5 separate regions of the Homo sapiens genome follow, and all the other regions are linked to region 1. A link is a contact called in ENCODE Hi-C data. All regions are on one chromosome and are shown on one strand. Each heading gives the region's core, a stretch centred on a gene start or an enhancer-like site at or near the end of the contact. The rest is flanking DNA. Distances are from core to core; before and after follow the strand shown. Region 1 holds the start of SAP130 (Sin3A associated protein 130). Region 2 holds the start of UBXN4 (UBX domain protein 4). Region 3 holds the start of CCNT2-AS1 (CCNT2 antisense RNA 1). Region 4 holds the start of CLASP1-AS1 (CLASP1 antisense RNA 1). Region 5 holds the start of CLASP1 (cytoplasmic linker associated protein 1).

Region 1 (2,533 bases), core at 12-2,511:
TCGGCAAAGGCCTCCATTTACGGATTTCCTTTTCCTTCTCTTCCACAGATCCCCTCACAGAGCCAGAGGACCCTACACCTTCTCCATCTTCCCTAAAATCGCCCCCCACTTTTCCCTCAGGAGCCAAGCGATCTCCCGATTCGCCCGCAACCCCACCCCACCGCGAAGCCCCCGCTGAGACCGGAGGACGCCGGTTTCCAGACACCTCGGAGTGTGAGACCCCCGTCTCCGGGGTGGGGGTGCGGACGGGCGATCTGGGGACCCGACCACAAGACGAGCACTGTGCCTCTTTACCTGTAGCCGCCGCCCGCCGCCCGCACCGCCCGCTTCTATCTCGCCGGCCTGGGGGTGCCGCGGAGGGCCCATCTCGGCGGCGGCGATGTGCTCGGCGGGCGCGGGGAGGGATCGCGGCGGCGGCGCCCGGGGCCCGCTGCTGTCCAGCCCCGCTGGCCCCACTCACCCCCGCCACCCGGCCGCCGCTGTGCTCGCAGTCCTCTTCCCCCGAACCTGCCCCTGCCTCCCCCGCCCGCCCATTGGCCCCACGCCCGACGCGTCAGTGGAGGCCCAGGACCAATCCACAGCGACCTGCACGTTCAGAGCCCGCCCCACCCTCCCGCCGACTGCCAGCCAATCAGGCGCGAGCCTGGCCGGGGCAGCCCAAACCCCTCGAGGCTGAGCCAATGGCAGAGGAAGACAGGCGCCCCCGGCGAAGGGGGCGGGGAGCGGGGAGGCCCCGCCTCAGCCAGGGTCTGAAAGCGGCGGGCGCAGGGCCCGGATGTGGAGAGTCACTTTAAACTGCTCCAGGAGCCAAACTCCCTGGGCCGGCCGCCCGCCCGCCCGCCCGCCCGCGCTCCCCCGGCCGCTCTGCTTCCCCGCCAAGGCCCACGTCCGCCACGCCCCCACGCCCGGGTCAGCCCACCCCTCCCGGTGCCTCTCCCTTCCTCGCCACAGGACACCCAGCCCCTGTCGCCGGCCCAACCGCCGTGACCAGCTCGCGAAAGAGCCGCGGTCCGAGCCGCAGGAGACGAGGATCCTCTGCCCTTCCCCGGGGACGCGCAACGGGACGGACGCTGCAGCCCGGCTCAGCCGCCCCGCCCCCTCGTCTCCTCCCCTTCCCTCCCGGGCGCCCGTCCCGCCATTACCTGGGTGCTGCGCCCAGTGGCCGCCGCGCCGCCTTGAGCTCGCTCCCGCGCGCTCTCCGTCTGTGGGGCCGACGTCCCCAGGCTCCGGACCCGCAGCCACCGCCGGGGAGCTAGCACTCTGCCCCCCACCCCTCACTCCAGCGCCGCTGCTTCCGCCGCCGTAACGAGCCTCCCGTCTATTGGCTGGCGCAGGCCCCGCCCCCTGCCGAGTCAGCCAGTCGCCGGTGGTCGTGAGCGGGAGAGCGGACGGGCCCGCCCCTCTGAGCCGCGGCGTCCTGTGGGAAATGTAGTCGCCGGAGTCAGGAGGGCGGGCCGCGAAGGAGGTGGAGAGCGCCGGGGCGGGGCCGCAGGCGACCCGGCCAGGGCAACACACCCCTTTGCTGTCTGAAGTCGGTTCTGCCTTTTCTCTTGGCTAAGTGAGAAGACAGTGGATCCCACCCTATGCCTTAACCTGAGGGCACTGGGTTTCATTTTCCCCGCGGGGAGGCGCGGCGCGGGAAAGGGTAATGGAGGCCAACTGCGGCGGCCAAGGGATCCGCGGGCCGGGCCAGTGTCGTGACGGTGCCCGCCTCCCTATGCCGCGAGTGGGACTCGGTGTCCCCACCGGGAACCGCGGTCGGCACAGCCTACGCGCGGCGGGAGCCGCCAGGCGCAGCGCGGGCGCGGCTCTGTGAAAGCAGGCCGGCAGGGCGCAGGGCTCTGGGCGGCCGGGGCGCACCTGCGCGCGCTTTCCGGATTATAAAGGAGCTGAAGGGGGCAGTTTTATTTTGTCATTTTGCTTGGGGTTCAGGGTTGGAGTTTATGCACCTGTAGAAGACTTAGCCATATCTTTTGAGGCCACATTTGTGTCTGATAAGAGATTAAGTCTCCCTCTTCCCTTACCAGATGGTAATTTAGGCCTGGAGTTTTGTGATTAGTTAGGAAATAAATGGGGCTCAAACCCCCCTCTTCCTATCATGCACAGCTGTGTAAGACAACTGCTTGGTTAGAAGAGAGTAGCTCCTGGCTATAGCCCAGGGATGAGTCTCAGATACTCCTCCTCTTCAAGCCACTTTCCTTTTCCACCTTCATGCCTTCATTCTCAAACTTCTAAAGAGTGACTCCTGTGATAGACTTCAGCCTCCTCTCTGCCTAGGCAGTCCTTATCCCTTTTGGAGTTGCCACTCTTCTCAGACTGCTCCCCAAAAGTTGCCAACACCTACTCAACTTCAAACCCATCGGTCCTCACTTAGATCTCATCTTGTTTAGCTTACTGACCAGTAGTAATTCCTCCTCATGTCTTCCCTTGGCCTCTAGAACCAGGCTGTCTCCTGCTTCTACTCCTATGTCAAGCTCCATTATACCTCCTCTTTCTCATAAATACAGCATTCTTCAGGGCTCCAACACGCTAA
Region 2 (2,533 bases), core at 25-2,524, 7.7 Mb after region 1:
CCATTAAAGTTGATGTTAAAGGTCAATTCTAATTTTTCTGTAGGATTGTTGTCCTATAGAAGCAACTGTCCCTAATCAGCATTATGTCTCAGTTTATAATAACACTATATACGAGAGGCCTGATTGGGAAAAAAAGTACAAAAATCGGAGTGCAAATAATTAGCTATTTTTAGGGAAAATATCTGTAGGAAAGGTGGTATATTCAGATGTATCACTTCCTTTATCTTGCAAAGATTGTCAGATAGATGTACTGCTGGAGGATAAATTTAATTGATGTAGAATTTAACATAATAGTATATGCAACTTTAAATAAACCATGCAAGCCTTTAGCTAATAGTTATTACAGACCATGTGATTTCATGAAAGTATTAAATATGGATCAGTTTTCATTTAATGGCAGCCAATCACAAAGCGCCACATCTTGATTATAGGACATTCTCCCAGAAAATTGGAAAATAAATCACTATCTAGTCTCTTTTGTATTACCATGGAAAGTAGCTGGAAAAGAAATAATCTATTCTCTGCTTTGTGTTACTTTAAAAAGTAGCTGTGGCAATAGCCTAACGCGTTTTGAAGTTTTGAAATGATCTCTATCCAGTGTCTAGGAAATTGCTGAAGGCCTGCGTTCTACCAATTCCTCCGCTTAGGCACATGGACTACAGGTTATTAAAGAAGGTGACTTGCGGTTTTTATCCCGTTTTTCTGCAAGGTTGGGCTACGTTCAGAAGAAATCAAAGCCTCGGAGTTAATCCCGACAAAGCCCATTTAGTTCCATGCGAGGACTATTTCCTCCACACTGAGAGTCTCAACGAGGCCGAGAATAGCATATGCCAGTTGGAGTGACACTTATTTCTCCCTCTCCCCTTTATAGAATGTGTAGTGGCCCTCACTACTGCCCCCTTTAGCTGTGCCTCAGAACCCACAGTTACATGCTCCACAATATGGAGGCGAATAAGCCTAAGTGGACTACAATTCCCATCATGCCTCACTGCAGGCGCCGCCGACGTGTCTTAGCGGTTAGTCATCCCTCTTACCGCTTTCCTCCACTTCCTGGACTGCGCGACCGGAGGCCTAGCGGGCGCGCGCCCGCACCATCGACTCGCCAACGAGAGAAGGTCCTGGGGCACGGACACCGACGGGTTGCGACTGTGACGTGAGGTGTTCTCGCGCGCGCTAGCGCGCGTCTCCGGGTGCCGCTGACGGGCGTGCGCGCTTGTGCGGAGCCGGAGGTGGGGGCCGAACCAGCCAAGGTTGCGGGGGCCGCAGAGCCGGACGAAGACGGAGGGCGGAGCCGGCTTCGGGACTGCGGAGACTACACACCGAGCGAGCGCCTGGGCCCGAAGGGAGCGATGCTGTGGTTCCAGGGCGCCATTCCGGCCGCCATCGCGACGGCCAAAAGGAGCGGCGCGGTCTTCGTGGTGTTCGTGGCAGGTGAAGGAGGCAGGGGTTCGAGAGGCGGCCGGGACACCCCTCCGGCCTACCTTCATCCTCTTGTATACCTCAGCCGCCGGCCCGCCCTCCCCGAGACGCGGGCTCCTGTCGGCTCGCACAATTGCCACTACTACCCCGCGCCCCAGGGACGGCTGCGACTCCGCCGCCAGATCCCCCAGAGGGGCCATGCAGACCCTCAGCGCCCTGCTCCTTCAGGCCCCGGGCGCCCCCAGCCTTTCCTCAGTGTCTGCGAGGCCCGGGCTGCCGGCCCGTGGCTGTTCAGCGCCTCCCCGGTTCGTTTGAGATACAGTGGGCCTGGCCCCACCGCTGCGTCTCCCGGCAGCCGGGCCGGAGGCACCGTCTGGCCCTGGTCTCCAAAGCGCCCCGAGGCCCGCCGAAATCTCCCCGCTCGGGGCGACGGACGCGGCCAGCAGGCCCCAGCCGCCCAGCCCCGCTCGTCGCCCCGAGCCTCTCCCCTGCGCAGCCAGACCCCCGCGACCCTCTCCCTGACGTCCCTCTCTGTCACCAAGGACCCTCTTTGTGCTGCTTGAACGCCCGTTTCGTTACTGCTGTTTAGATGGAGGTAGGAACGGGCCATTAGGCAAGCAGTTGGGTTGTAATTAGTTGTGGACTGTCGGGAAGAAAGCTGTGTCATCGATAAGCAACAAAGAGAAACCACCTGATGTTCACGGTTACTGGTGTTAGTACGTTCCTGAAACGTAAACTTTTGAGCTGAATAGAGGTTTAATTTTTCTTTATGGCAGTCTTGGTAGGGGATCTAGTGTGAAATAATGTAAGTTTAAAAAAAATCCATTAGTTTCAAAGAAAATAGACGTTCAGTCCTTGGTTTCTTCCCTTTGTTGTCTTCTTAGGCTAAAATCTACACGACTTTGAGAACGTTTATTAACTCATATATTCTCTGTTGCTCTAGGCTATTTTGCTCCATATTCTCCTGTTTTATTACTGAAATCTTGTAGATTTACAGTGAACTCCCTGCCTCTACGGTTCTGCTCATACTCATTACATGGACCAAATCAATGTTTGTGGCTGTTGTTAATTTGAGGTGTATTTCTTCAACTATTTGTGTTTAATAACGGTTTAT
Region 3 (2,533 bases), core at 11-2,510, 6.9 Mb after region 1:
AACATAAAACGTAAAGCAAGGGAAGTGAGTATGAAATAGCAACTGTTACAAAAACTGCCTACTATAATCAATATTCTTGTGCAATGCAGTATGCTGAGCGTGGGAGCCCCATAACAATCACTTGCCTCCATGGTCTTTGGCAAATAGATATTACTTTATTTTTTATTTTCGAGACAAGGTCTTGCACTATCGCCCAAGCTGGGGTGCAGCAGCGAGATCTAGCTCACCGCAGCCTCCACCTCCTGGGCTCAAGCCATCCTCCCACTTCAGCCTCGGGAGTAGCTGGGACTACAGGCGCGCCACCAAACCTGGCTAATTTTTGTATTTTTGGTAGAGACGGGGTATCGCCATGTTGCCCTTGCCCTCGAACTCCTGACCTCAAGTGATCGGCCCACTGGACCTCCCCAAGTGCTGAGATTACAGGCGTGAGCCACCGTGCCCGGCCTCCAAATAGTTAAGACTTTAAACTTAGAAACCCTATTCACAACACAAACTCCGAGTGAAGCTCAGTGGCATTTTCTTACAGGAAGAAATACAGGAGTTAATCAACAGGTATGTGGGATGTTCCCACATCAAATCCTAAAGATAAAATTTTAACTCAGTTCCTCCTGCACTATCTGATTCTCCCCAACCTTGTCTCGCAGAAACCACAGCGCAGCCTGAAAACACGCCCCGTCTAGATTCAACACCTCATTTAGAAATTCAATTTCTCGTTGCTAGTTGGATAGCGTTTGCCAAGTAATTTGAAAAAATAAAAATAAACCAAGTGGTCTGGGATTTAAACAAGATAATGTAGGGTGAAAAAAGCACTCAGGTGCGGACAGCCATGGAGCGTGACTTCCTGTGCACTCTTTCCCCGCCAGCTCAACGCCAGAGCCGCGCGCTAGGCGGAGACTGTTGGTGGCGGAGGCCGGAGTCGCACGCCTACGAGACTGCGCGGACCCGCCCAAAAGGAAAATGGAAGTAGTGGCGTGAGGCTGCGACAGTGAAGGTTATTTTTCTCTTTTTAAAGGGCCGCTAGACCTCCCGTCTAAAGGAAGCGCCCGACGGGCCTCCGAAGTACACGCCCAGGCCCCCACAGCGCAGCCGCCCGACCGCCTCTCTTCACACCGGCCAGAGTCCACCCTCTCCCACTTTCCCCTCCCCTCCCCTCCCCGCCCCTTCCCTCCCCACCCCTTCGCCCCGCCAACCCTAGACCCGGCATGCGCTGCGCCGACCTTTTCCTTCCGAGCCGACCTCTCCACCTTCGGCGCCTCCCAATGACAAGCGGCGCGGAGCATTGTGGTCCCGTGCGCAAGAGCGAGGCCGAGGGCAGAAAAAGAAAGCAAAAGACTAGGGCGAGTCGGTAGAGCGGGCCCCGCGCATGCGCAAGGGCGGAGGCGGTGGTGAAAAAGGGTGGTGCGTGGTCTACGGCGAGCGGAGTGGGGCGGGGTCGCGCGCCTTGGCGGGGAGTCCGCGAGCCAGGAGGGGCGGGGGGTGAATGAAGGAGCGGGCGGAGGAGGAAGTGTCATGGCGTCGGGCCGTGGAGCTTCTTCTCGCTGGTTCTTTACTCGGGAACAGCTGGAGAACACGCCGAGCCGCCGCTGCGGAGTGGAGGCGGATAAAGAGCTCTCGTGCCGCCAGCAGGCGGCCAACCTCATCCAGGAGATGGGACAGCGTCTCAATGTGTATCCTTTTCTGTTCGCCGCCGCTCACGCCCTGTTTCCCTTGCCCGGTCGCCGGGCCTGGTGCCCCGCGAACATGGCGCCGCCGGCCTCGGCCTTCGCTGGGCCTCGGCGCCGCGGTCAGGGAAGTAATGTTCCGGCTCGGGCAGTCGCGAGGGGTCAGCAGAGGAAGGGAGGAGGAGATAGGACCCCAGGAATGCGGGCCAGGAGCCTGCGTTGTGTAATCTGTTTGGGGCAGCGCGTGGTGGTGGCGGCGGGGGTTGGGAGTGTGGCTCAGGCGAAAGAGGAATTTTAGGGATTATTGCAGAAAAGGGGCGGCTCCCTGGACTTGTCCCTGACCCCGAAGGGTTTGAGAGGTAGGAGGGTTAGCGATGCTGAAAGGCCTAAGTGTTTGCCGCAGCCTTTCCCGGCTCTCGTCGCCGGCTTGATGGCGGCTCTCTTCTACCTTGGGAGCGTACTGGAGTTCTTTATGTTCTTGGCGTGGTTTTGTATGGGTGTGTGCGCGCGCGTTTCAACTGTTTCATTTTGAGTTTAGTTAGTCGTAGCCATTGATAAATAGTTCCAGGGCCCTCAGCGCTGTTAGAGTGAAAAGATCAGCAGTTCTTATTCCCATTTATTTGGCGTCAAGCCTATTCTCTTCCTGCCGCCCCACCCCCCGCGGGCATTTATTTCTTTATTTCCAGTTTGGGGTTTGGATTTGAATGGGAGGTATTGGAAAAGAACCTGGGAATTTTCCATCAAAATTGTTCTGGGAATGAGATCTTGCTTTTGTCAGATATTTCCTAAATATTACGTTCCAGCTCTCAGCTTACAATAAACACTGCGATTGTTTATATGCACAGGTTTTATATGCACCATTCTTTCACCAA
Region 4 (2,533 bases), core at 16-2,515, 6.5 Mb before region 1:
AAACCACTCATCTTTGCTCACAGCTCTACTCTCCTTGCTGAAGTCCATGAAAGTCACCAAAAGAGTCTGCAAAATCCTTTGCATGGACAGATACACTATTTGTCTTCCTCCTTACCCCACGTTCCTCCAGCCAGTTCCCAACGTATTTGTAAGCTGATAAAAATGGAAGACCTTGAGAGGAAGAGTCAACAGAAAGGAAAATTTAGGTAAAACACAAGGAGAGGGGCTCCAGTATATGTGTTTGGGGGTGGAAGGAGTGGGCACTTATGAATAAATCTTAAGTTTCATCACTATTGTGTATTTTTAGTTTTACATCACGCCCATACACACATGAGACAGAGCCCAGCTCTCCATCTTCCCCGACATACCCAGGGTGGACCCTCCCACCAGTGGTCCAAGTGCACCTGTAGACCAGAGATCAGCTTATTTTAAGAGTTTGTAAACCTCTATTACATGAGATATCCCTGAATAATTCAGCTAATTTAGGAGGAAAATGGAACACTATTAAAATATCAAATGTCTAAAAGTAAAAGCTTTTTTTAAATTTGTAAACAGTCGGTGCTCATGACCTTTTCAGAAGGAGCATATTGGTCGGAAAGTTAACAGTAAAGAATACATGTGTACCAACGTAAAACAGAGAAATTCCATAAGGAAATGGTTGCATAGAGATGCTTAGTGTTTATACTACCCCCATGAAACACCGGAGGTCAGGAATTTAGAGGTATTTAAATCTATGAAATCTGTGGGTTTTGTTTCATTTTGCTGACATACTGTTTTCCCTTCAAAATAAGAGTGAACATTTACTATACATTTGTAATGACATTTACAATCAAGGTGAAAATAGTCATGCCAACCATAATCATCTGGAGAAAAATACAACTGGCTTGGTTTTATAGGATTTCTCAAGGAAAACTGCCTCTCATTAAAGGGGACCGGGGTCAGGGTAAAATATGACTTGGTTGGCACTAAAGAGTGACAGCTAATTTAGCATAAGAAATAAAAATGGCACTAATATTTCATATTAGAACACGTATTACTAAGTTCCGTGTGAGAACACAGTGAAGCCAGTACAAAGGTATGGGGGAGGGTAAGGGCGCCCGCAGGCCCAGAGGCCAGGGGAGTCCAGCTGGAAGGGAAGGCAGCGGGGCGGCCGACCCAGGCTGCGAGTGCTTAGGGGGGCTGCGGGGGAGGGCGGGGACTGGCTGTTTGGGAGGAGCGGAAGGGAGGGAGAGGGGGCTGGAGGGGAGGCAGGGTGGCTGCCGGGAGGGTTTGGGAGCCGGGGAGGCCGAGGGAAGGCTGGGGGTCTGAAGGGGCCGGGTCCGCTCCACAAGTGCCGCAGCTCACCTGTGCCGATCTGCGCCTTGAACCGATCCTGCAGCCGGGTCACCAGGGCGGACAGGATGTCCATGCCCAGCAGAACCACCTGCAGCGGGAAACACCGGGAGCCTGTTAGCAGCCGGCCTGCGGGGCAGCGCTCCCGCCCACCCGCTCCGGGGAGGCCTAGACATTTCCGGCCCAGACGCAGTCCGAGAGTCCAGACGCATGCCGACTGGAGGACCAAAGAGATTAGCACGAAGAAGGATGATCTTCCACAAAAAGAGCTATGTACAGCTATAATGGAAAATACTCGGTGAGGAGAAACGAAATAAAAGGCAATACAGCGTAGCCAAACCCGGGTTAGCTGCGGGTGGAGTTCAAGAGCGCGCCGCGGTCCCGCCCCCGCCAGCCCCGCCCCGGCGAGAAAAGCGTATGCAAATTTTCGAGCGGCCGACGCGCGGTCTTCTGGGTAAAACCGAGCCGCCGCTTTTGCGACCCTTCGGGAGCCTCAGAAAACAAAGAATTGGGGTGTCGTCGAAAGCTGTGGAGGCTGGAGGTAAGCTAGCTACCAGACCGACTAGGGCGAGGCTCACGAATTAATTACCACAACCCTACCAGGTATTGGCGCTTCCTGCTTGCAGCCCAGGGACTTTCTATTATAACCATCCTTTTCTTGGGGTTGCGCTACTGTCCAATGAGCGCATAGTGAGGGCAGTACTGCTAACGCCTGAACAACACACCCGCATCAACTAGAGCTTTTGCTTTATTTTGGTGCAATTTTTGGAAAAATGAAAACCTGTTTTCATAGACTTATCAGTTCAAACAGCAGTAATTCGTAAATAAACTAGTACTTTGTGGTTAAACCAGTAGAGGGTGCACAAGACGCGTGGTTTTAGTGTCGCAAGTAAAGTTCTTTCAGTTTTTGCGGTGATTAAACGGGAAGGATTTCAACAGAACTTCACCCCTTTAACTTTACGCCGATCATCAACTGTTCTGTAACTTCCTTATGCTGAGTCAGCCCAGTAGTCTAGGTCAAGTTTCAATAGGAGACGAAGTTTCAGTAGGTCTTTGCACCTCACATAAAATGTAATCCAGGTCGGGCGCGGTGGCTCACGCCTGCAATCCCAGCACTTTGGGAGGCCGAGGGGGGCGGATCACGAGGTCAGGAGATCGAGACCATCCTGGCTAACACAGTGAAACTCCGTCTCTCCTAAAA
Region 5 (2,533 bases), core at 24-2,523, 6.4 Mb before region 1:
TCGTAAATAATCGTAGTAATAAAAACAATTTCTAATGCCAGAATTGAAAACGGACTGTGGCACCCAAATAGGGTCCAAGGTACATGGCGGCATGAAACTATTTCTCGCTTCTGACTCTTCTGCATCACGGTCTCCCAAAGGACTAGAGAATCTGAAGCTCTCATTGCCACATCTACAAATGAAAGTATCATGTTTAAAGAGCTCACAGGTTCTACGAATGGTCAGTATTTAATGAACGCACCCCACTACACAGAAACTCACCCAGCTGCAAACTCAGCTGCAAACTCACCACAGCGTGCTTTCAGACTCCACATTAATTTTTTTTAATTTTAGAAGCAAACAACTATTTTAAAAATATTATGTAATAATTTAAACTCTGGAAAGCCCCATACTCATCCCAGCAGCTCGGAAAACGGAAAGCAAAATTCGATTAGCTCCATTGTACCTAGCCAGGCTAACGTGCAAGATCACACACTCATCTTCGTCAGAGCGTCTCTGCCAATACCAAAGAACAACAAAGGCAAGTTGAGAAGTCTGCACAGGCTTAACTCAGCACTTGTTCGCTTTCCCAGCTTCAGAAAGAAGCTCTTCGAAGGCCCCGGGAACCAAGGGGACCTTGTGCATCCCATCAAGCCGGCCGCTCCGCTCGGCGCCGCTCGCGCAGCTTTTGTCTGGCCCGGTTGGGAGCCCAGGACGGGAGCCCGGGCCGCCCGCCTCCCGGCACCCCTTCTCTCTGGATCTTTCTTCACACCCATCACTCGCCAATGACTAGTTGTTGTGGGTTTCTCTCCCTCGCCCCCTCCCTTCCTTTCAAACGCGCCCCGGGCTCGCTGGCTTCTCCCACCCGGCAGGGGAGACTCGGGTTAGGAAGGGGGCCCGGGTGGGGTCTGGAAAAGGGAAACAGAGAGGGGCACACAAAGCCCGACTGACCCCAGGGCCGATCCCCTCCCTCTGCAAAGCAGCCTGGGCTCAGCGACCTACTGGTTGGATAAACAACCCTCGCATCCCGCTCCTCGCCAGGCTCCCACCTCAGGGCCGCCCCATCCCCCCAAAGTGCACCCAAGAGCCGATGACAGCGCTGGACATCGCCCCCACCCAGACCCGGCGCCCGCCACTGCGCGGGAGGGGCCAGGGCCGCGAGAGGGCTCGGGTCTGACCCTCCGCCCCCTGACCGGGTACTTACAGCCCTGTTTTTCGTTACTGTTGCCGCTGCGGACCAGAGAGCCGCCGCCTTCTCCTCCACCCCAATGAGGTTAAGCGCTTGGTGCGGGGATTAAAAAAAAAAAAAAAGAAAAAAAAAAAAAAGACCGAGAGAGCGAGAGAGACGCCGAGGGCGCCTGCGCAGTGCGGTCACCCTTTTTCTTCTTACCGCCACCAACCCGGGTACACCATAGAGAGCGTAAACCGAGACCAGAGAGGCGGCTGCCTCTCTATGGTAACGCCCCGCGCAGGCGCTGGCCTGGCCGTGTTAGGCTTCGCTGGCGTAAAGTCCCCGGGAGCTTTGCCCCTCACGGAGAACGTTAGTTGACCCTGATGGGGACCCGTAGGGTAAAGGTTTTGTTTTTGTTTTTTTTTACGGAAAAGGTTGTGGTTAGGCCCCTTGGAAAGTTGCGACAAAACTCGAGTTAGACAAGGAAGGTCGGAACTAAGTGGCCACAGCAACAATGCACCAGCAAGCAGGGAGCGTGATAGGAAGAGCTAAAGAGGAATCGGGAAACCCTGGGTAAAAGTCGTCCAAGTGGAACTTCCTTTGGTCGGGGGTCTGATACTCGAAGGAAACGGTCTTTCACTTCTGGGTTAGGGCGTCCGCCCAGAGGGCGACTGCAATGAAGGAAATTGTGCCCTGCGACTTCCCGTAACAGAGCTGTGTGTCCACGCTCCCTTTTCCGAGCAGGCGCGGACGCTTGTGCCGGAAGTAAACTTGTTAACGGTTCTTTGCCTTTTGGGGAGGGGAGACAGCCCAGAGAAGGCTTTGGAGACCCTTGAGTCGGCCAGCGAGCAGGGTTTCTTACTTGAGCGCCTCCACAAATAAACGCTCCTTCGCTCCTCCGTCGCGTGCGTTTCCCTGGGATAATAAGTGGGAAAGTGGTGGCTTTTATTTTTTTGAGACAGGGTCTCACCGCCGTCGCCCAGGCCGGATGGAGTGCAGTGGCGCGATCACGGCTCACTGCAGCCTCGACTTCCCAGGCTCAGGTGATCCTCCTGCCTTAGCCTCCCGAGTAGCTGGAATTACAGGCGTGCACCACCCCCCCCCAACTACTTTTTGTATTTTTTTGTAGAGATGGGTTTCACCATGTTTCCCAGCCTTGTCTCAAACTCCTGACCTCAAGTGATCCGCCGTCTTGGGTCTTCGAAAGTGCTGGGACAGCAGGAGTGAGCCACCGCATCTGGCCCGGAAAGTGTTTTGGAGCGTAGAAAAATGCAAATTATAGGGCTGCCTTCAAGGATCCCGAAGGACCCACAGATTTGCCGCATCAGGCTCCTATGCACGCCGGTAATTTGATGTGTTGAGATGCACTGCCCAGTGCGTTGT

Evidence for each region. A loop is a pair of places that touch in the nucleus more often than their neighbours do. Pooled maps may share reads with other maps.
Region 2: a map of CD8-positive, alpha-beta T cell shows a loop between it and region 1 (32-fold over the local background). The contact joins the promoter of UBXN4 here to the promoter of SAP130 in region 1. A Hi-C loop is called at or near these places in 2 of 168 maps with a recorded cell type or tissue (CD8-positive, alpha-beta T cell and naive thymus-derived CD4-positive, alpha-beta T cell), 1 of 37 single-sample maps with no recorded cell type and 11 of 50 pooled maps.
Region 3: a loop to region 1 is called in a map of CD4-positive, alpha-beta T cell, with 27 times the contacts of the local background. The contact joins the promoter of CCNT2-AS1 here to the promoter of SAP130 in region 1. A Hi-C loop is called at or near these places in 1 of 168 maps with a recorded cell type or tissue (CD4-positive, alpha-beta T cell), 1 of 37 single-sample maps with no recorded cell type and 12 of 50 pooled maps.
Region 4: a loop to region 1 is called in a map of CD8-positive, alpha-beta T cell, with 9 times the contacts of the local background. The contact joins the promoter of CLASP1-AS1 here to the promoter of SAP130 in region 1. A Hi-C loop is called at or near these places in 2 of 168 maps with a recorded cell type or tissue (CD8-positive, alpha-beta T cell and naive thymus-derived CD4-positive, alpha-beta T cell) and 8 of 50 pooled maps.
Region 5: a loop to region 1 is called in a map of CD4-positive, alpha-beta memory T cell, with 18 times the contacts of the local background. The contact joins the promoter of CLASP1 here to the promoter of SAP130 in region 1. A Hi-C loop is called at or near these places in 1 of 168 maps with a recorded cell type or tissue (CD4-positive, alpha-beta memory T cell), 1 of 37 single-sample maps with no recorded cell type and 10 of 50 pooled maps.

What each region holds. Positions count from the first base shown.
Region 1 is chr2:128,026,798-128,029,330 of GRCh38, forward strand. It overlaps SAP130 (Sin3A associated protein 130), which reads right to left and starts at 1,262. Exons shown (of 21, transcript NM_001330301.2): 1 at 1,143-1,262. RefSeq lists silencers at 240-529, 590-929, 1,030-1,549, 1,800-1,949.
Region 2 is chr2:135,740,581-135,743,113 of GRCh38, forward strand. It overlaps UBXN4 (UBX domain protein 4), which reads left to right and starts at 1,275. Exons shown (of 13, transcript NM_014607.4): 1 at 1,275-1,431. The coding sequence starts at 1,350. LOC107985946 (a long non-coding RNA gene) reads right to left here and starts at 2,064. Exons shown (of 1, transcript NR_163478.1): 1 at 249-2,064. RefSeq lists enhancers at 893-1,022, 1,353-1,412, 1,741-2,516 and a silencer at 1,813-1,862.
Region 3 is chr2:134,917,346-134,919,878 of GRCh38, forward strand. CCNT2-AS1 (CCNT2 antisense RNA 1) reads right to left here and starts at 1,261. Exons shown (of 5, transcript NR_036549.1): 1 at 1,218-1,261. It overlaps CCNT2 (cyclin T2), which reads left to right and starts at 1,477. Exons shown (of 9, transcript NM_058241.3): 1 at 1,477-1,667; 2 at 2,465-2,533. The coding sequence starts at 1,510. RefSeq lists enhancers at 387-436, 446-1,119, 1,197-1,356, 1,507-1,776, 1,987-2,076 and a silencer at 1,117-1,186.
Region 4 is chr2:121,528,903-121,531,435 of GRCh38, forward strand. It overlaps CLASP1-AS1 (CLASP1 antisense RNA 1), which reads left to right and starts at 1,266. Exons shown (of 2, transcript XR_001739683.2): 1 at 1,266-1,873. CLASP1 (cytoplasmic linker associated protein 1) reads right to left here. Exons shown (of 41, transcript NM_001395891.1): 3 at 1,345-1,423. RNU4ATAC (RNA, U4atac small nuclear) reads left to right here and starts at 1,978; the gene lies at 1,978-2,107. RefSeq lists a silencer at 1,136-1,335 and an enhancer at 1,526-1,655.
Region 5 is chr2:121,648,189-121,650,721 of GRCh38, forward strand. CLASP1 (cytoplasmic linker associated protein 1) reads right to left here and starts at 1,274. Exons shown (of 41, transcript NM_001395891.1): 1 at 1,184-1,274. It overlaps NIFK-AS1 (NIFK antisense RNA 1), which reads left to right and starts at 1,466. Exons shown (of 4, transcript NR_037857.1): 1 at 1,466-2,193; 2 at 2,280-2,494. RefSeq lists enhancers at 228-856, 857-1,483, 1,515-1,784.